2 separate regions of the Homo sapiens genome follow, and region 1 is linked to region 2. A link is an interaction called in ENCODE POLR2A ChIA-PET data of the cell type or tissue named here. Cell type or tissue: GM12878. All regions are shown on one strand. Links, peaks and the distances in the headings refer to the core of each region. The heading gives the core; the rest is flanking DNA. Region 1 has its middle 14 kb from the start of SYNC. Region 2 overlaps ZBTB8A (zinc finger and BTB domain containing 8A).

Evidence for each region. Peaks named below come from ENCODE experiments on the same cell type or tissue, not always from the same donor. Only the 100,000 strongest peaks of a DNase experiment are listed, where the experiment ranks them.
Region 1: POLR2A ChIA-PET joins it to region 2 with 5 read pairs; 3 of 35 experiments call an interaction of 5 or more read pairs at or near these places.

What each region holds. Positions count from the first base shown.
Region 1 is chr1:32,715,300-32,718,110 of GRCh38, reverse strand. No RefSeq gene overlaps it. Among named protein-coding and RNA genes, the nearest start is that of SYNC, 14 kb to the right of the region's middle. RefSeq lists an enhancer at 1-441. In GM12878, for the core only: no CTCF peak of the experiment used is centred there; a DNase peak (open chromatin) is centred at 1,242.
Region 2 is chr1:32,571,662-32,574,472 of GRCh38, reverse strand. The region is part of intron 2 of ZBTB8A (zinc finger and BTB domain containing 8A); the gene reads right to left. Among named protein-coding and RNA genes, the nearest start is that of ZBTB8A, 34 kb to the right of the region's middle. RefSeq lists a silencer at 2,258-2,458. In GM12878, for the core only: no CTCF peak of the experiment used is centred there; no DNase peak of the experiment used is centred there.

The sequences.
Region 1 (2,811 bases), core at 120-2,619, 140 kb before region 2:
TTGGCTACTTTCTGACCATGTGACCCTAGGCAAGCTGCCTCCCTCTCTGAGCAAGCCTGAAGGGAATAAAATGACAACATGGGAAAGGCCAAGCGAGCGGCTGAGGGGCTCACTAAATGTCAGTTTCCTTTCTCTTTCCCAGGTTCAAAGTCCCTGGGTTGGGGACACTGACGGGGCTGGACATGGCCAGGGATTCCACCAGGGGCTTTAAGAGTCATGGAATTGCCGGGCGCTGTGGCTCACACCTGTAATCCCAGGAGTTTGGGAGGCTGAGGCAGGAGGATCACTTGAGCCCAGAAGCTTGAGACCAGCCTAGACAACAACGTGAGACCCTGTCTCTACAAAGAAATAAAATTAGCTGGGTGTGGTGGTGCACACATGTGGTCCCAGCTACATGGGAGGCTGAGGCAGGAGGATCACTTGATCCCAGGAGGTTGAGGCTGCAATGAGCCAACACTACACCAATGCACTCCAGCCTAGGTGACAGAGCATGACCCTGTCTCAAAAAAAAAAAAAAAAAGTCATGGAATCAAACACAAGTGCCCACCTGCAGCAGGTCACTGCACTGCTTTGGGCTGTGTGTCGTCATCTGTCAAATGGGGGTACAATAGAAGATGCTTAGCAAATAATGTAAGGCCCCCCTTCCCTGGTCACAGAAGTCCACCTAGAGGAGGGGACTGAGCCTTCCTTTGAGTGTTGAGAGGACAAGCTGGGCAAGAGAGGGACTGCTCTTTAAGGCAGGAGGCTCTGGAGGTTGGGGGCAGGTGCGGGGGGCAGTGAGTCACCAGGAAGGGAGAGGGGGCACAGGGGCTGGGCTTTTCTAAAGGATGGGGCAGGCTTTATGCCTCCATCAGCCTGGGGCCAGTTGGAGGGGCACTTCTAAATGTGGACTCACAAAAGCTCAGGTTTATTCTGAGACTTATTCAGAGGGTCACACACACACTTGGCCACACAAAGGCACGCTGGAGACAAACAAACACATTCATACTTACTCCTGCACACCCAGGGACAGCCACACAGAAACAAAGGCACACAAAAGAGGTATTTGAGACATTCAGGCAGTCTTGCATACAACCTTGTATCCTCACAGTCAAAGTGCACGTTTATTTTGTACACACTCCTGTGCACTCTGGAACATTCAGAGACACCCTCACAGACACACAGAGGCTAGCACAGTCAGGTGTTCTCAACACTCAGGTGCCTTCACCCAGCCCAGGGCTGTCCCCTTCTCTCCAGCCAAGCAGGCTCCGCCTTTTCTCCCCGCCCACTTCCCACCGTCCTCTGGGGCCTCTAGGGCCTCTCTCCAGAGCTGGGGGAGGGGACAGGGCAGGGCTTACCCGGCTGATGTGGCAACAGCGCTCACCTGCAGCCAGGGCCACGCCCTCCACTGGGAAAGGCTTAAAGGAGCAGGAATCCCAGGTGTTGACCTCACAGGGTCTGTGCCCATGTTTTTCAGATGGGGTCAAATGGAGAATGGGACTTGAACCCAGGACTCCAGTGCCAAGAGCTGGGTGGGGAGTAGGCAGGGGATGCTCCTGCTGGGAATGGGGAAGCCTGGGTTCCAGACCCACCTCTTGCCTGCCCTGGTTAGCTGCTTGGCAACCTACGCCTCCCCACTGCTCCTCAGCTCCCTGACAGGCACTCCCACCTTCTTGCAGTCCCTGTCTCAGGAGTCAGCACTCTCCTGAAAGCCACCCAAGCCAGAAACCTGGGCATCCCGCCACACACCTCTCTCTACCTGTGGAATCTATCCCTAAACATTTCCTGAACCTGGGTAGAAGATGCAGTAGGCAACCAGCCAGCTCTTTCCCAGCTCTGTGACTTAGGGCAAGTCACTGCTGTTCTCTGACCCTCAGTTTCCTCATCTGTAAATGAGGCGTGATCACACCCACCTCACAGGATTGATGAGACAATTTAACTACATAATACAGATAGAGCGCTGTAGGCCCAGGCCCAAGAACTCTGGACTGGTTTGGTGAGTGACTAGATATATGGATGAGTTGCCCAACATACTGAGGCAGGCCAGGTCACCCCTACTGCAGCCTCACTGATCCTGCCACCTCCTAGGGAATTCCAAAGGACCTGTCTCACAGTGTGGTTTGCTGCTGCTTCCAAAGCTCGGGCAGCCCAGCCCAGCCCAGCCCTAACTGCTGTATCAAGGTAGAAGGGTTAGGCCGGTGGACAGTGGCAGAGGTGGAGAGGGGTCAGGGAGACACAGCCATGCCTGTGGGAGCCACCAGCCTGCTGGGGGAGATCCAGCTCAGCTCTGCTCCTGGAGTACCTGGCTGAAGCAAGGAAGGCCCATTCTGTTCTTGCGGCTCCAAGGCTAGTTAGTGAACATATCTAGCATGGCCCAAGGGCTCCAAAGCCTGAAGTAGAAGCAGCCTGGTCCAGGAGCTCCTGGGCTGGTAAGGGAGACACTCCTGAGCCCAGGTCCTCAAACTAGTTGGGGAGATAGAGCATTCGCCTGGGATTCCCAGTCTGATGGGAGCAAATTGCCCTCTCCTAGGGGCTCCTAGGCTGGTAAAAAACACAACTCTTTCCGGGCGCGGTGGCTCACACCTGTAATCCCAGCACTTTGGGAGGCCAAGGCAGGCGGATCACCTGAGGTCGGGAGTTCGAGACCAGCCTGACCAACATGGAAAAACCCCGTCTCTACTAAAAATTAGCCGGACATGGTGGCACATGCCTATAATCCCAGCTACTCGGGAGGCTGAGGCAGGAGAATCGCTTGAACCTGGGAGGCGGAGGTTGCAGTGAGCCGAGATCGTGCCATTGCACCCCAGCCTGGGCAACAAGAGCAAAACTCCG
Region 2 (2,811 bases), core at 137-2,636:
GGTGCATGCCACCACACCTGGCTAATTTTTAAGTTTTTTGTAGAGTCAGGGGTCTGCCTACATTGCCCAGGCTGGTCTCAAACTCCTGGCCTCAAGTTATCCTCCTGCCTCAGCCTCAGGGATTACAGGCGTAAGCCACCGCACCTGGCCTAAGTTTTTAGTATATTTAAAGGATTAAAATCACACAGAGTATGTTCTTTGACCATATACAATCAAACTAGAAGTCAATAGCACATGAAAATCCTGAAATACTTGGAAATTAAACATTAAACTTCTAAATAAATAGACATTTATAGAATACTCTACACAAATCAAAATGTGTTGTTTGCAGTTCAAGCAGTTTAGAGGAAAACGTATAGTTCATTTATTATTTTATTTATTATTTTTTATTTTTTGAGACAGAGTTTTCGCTCTTGTTGCCCAGGCTGGAATGCAATGGTGCGATCTCAGCTCACTGCAACCTCCGCCTCCCGGGTTCAAGCGATTCTCCTGCCTCAGCCTCCCGAATAGCTGGGATTACAGGCACGCGCTGCCACACCCGGCTAATTTTTTGGATTTTTAGTAGAGATGGGGTTTCACCATGTTGGTCAGGTTAGTCTCGAACTCCCGACCTCAGGTGATCCGCCTGTCTCGGCCTCCCAAAGTGCTGGGATTACAGGCATGAGCCACTGCGCCCGGCCAGGAAAATGTATAGTTTTAAATTCTTATATTAAAAAAAAAAAAAAAAAAAAAAAGTTTTAGCTGGGTGTGGTGGCTTTTGCCTGTAATCCCAGCACTTTGGGAGGCTGAGATGGGCAGATCACTTGAGCCCAGGAGTTCGAGACCAGCCTGGGCAACATAGTGAAACCCTGTCTCTACAAAAAATACAAAAAATTAGCCAAATGTGGTGGCTTACGCCTGTAGTCCCAGCTATTTGGGTATCTAAGGTGGGAGAATCACCCGAGCCCAGGAAGTCGAGGCTGCAGTGAGCCATGATCATGCCACCACACATCAGCCTGGGTGATGGGAGTGAGACCTTTCTCAATTAAAAAAAAAAAAAAGAAGAAGAAAGTTCTGAAAAAATTAATGAGTTAAGTTTCAACTTAAGAATCTAGAGAAGGGCCAGGCGCGGTGGCTCACGCCTGTAATCACAGCACTTTGGGAGGCCGAGGCGGGCAGATCACGAGGTCAGGAGTTCGAGACCAGCCTGACCAACGTGCTGAAACCCCATCTCTACTAAAAAAAAAAAAAAAAAATTAGCCGGGTGTGGTGGCACGCACCTGTAATCCCAGCTACTCAGGAGGCTGAGGCAGGAGAATCACTTGAACCTGGGAGGGGGAGGTTGCAGTTAGCTGAGATCATGCCACTGCACTCCAGCCTGGGTGACAGAGGGAGACCCAGTCTCAAAAAAAAAAAAAAAAAAGAATCTAGAGAACTAGAGAAAAGGAGATCAAATTAAACCCAATGTATGTAGAAGGAAGGAAATGAACAAAATAGAAACCAAAGAAATGATAGAGAAAAATCAATGAAACCAAAAGCTGGTTATCTGTATCAGTATCAATAAATTAATCATTATCAATAAAGATTGATTAACCTTTAGCTAGATCAACCAAGAAAAAAAAAAAGAAGACATAAATTACCAGTATTAGGAATGAAAGAGGGAAGCATCACTACAGATTTTACAAACATTGAAAGAATAAAAAGAAACTATTATGAACTCTATGCTAATACATTCAACAAATTAAATGAAATAGATGAATTTCCTGAGTGATATAAGTGATCAAAATTAGTATAAGAGGCCGGGCATAGTGGTTCATGCCTGTAATCCCAGCACTTTGGGAGGCCAAGGTGGGTGGATTACCCGAGGTCAGGAGTTTTGAGACTAGCCTGGCCAACATGGCGAAACCCCATCTCTACTAAAAATACAAAAATTAGCCAGGTGTGGTGGTGTGTGCCTATATTCCTAGCTGCTCAGGAGGCTGAGACATGAGAATCACCTGAACCCAGGAGGCGGAGGTTGCAGTAAGGTGAGATCACGCCACTGTACTCCAGCCTGGGTAACAGAGTGAGACTCTGTCTCAAAAAAAGAAAAAAAAAACCTAATACAAGAAAAAAATTAAAAATCTGAATAGCCATATATCAAACTTAAAATTTAAATTATATTAAATCAATTTAAAATATAACTTAAAAACTGCCCACAAAGAAAACTCCAGACCCAAATGGCTTCAGTGTTGAATTCTATCAAACATTTAAGAAAGACATAATACTCATCTATGCAAACACTTTCATAAAATAGACAAGGAGAAAAACTTTCAACTCATTTTATGAGGCCAGTATTACTCTGATACCTAAACCAAAGACATTATAAGAAAATAAAACTACAGACCAATATCCCTTGTAAACATGGACACAAAAATCCTAAATTAGCTGGGCGTGGTGGTGTGCACCTGTAGTCCCAGCTACTCAGGAGGCTGAGACAGGAGAATCACTTGAACCTGGGAGGCAGAGGTTGTAGTGAGCCAAGATTGTTCCACTGCACTCTAGCCCAGGTGACAGAATGAGATTCCGTCTCAAAAAAAACAAACAAAAAAAACCCCCAACCTAATATTATATTTGTGGCCGGGCGCAGTGGTTCACACCTGTAATTCCAGCACTTTGGGAGGCCGAGGCGGGTGGATCACCTGAAGTCAGGAGTTCGAGACCAACCTGGCCAACATAGCAAAACCTTATCTGTACTAAAAGTACAAAAAAATTAGCTGGGCGTGGTGGCGGACGCCTGTAATACCAGCTATTTGGGACGCTGAGGCAGGAGAATTGCTTGAACCCAGGAGG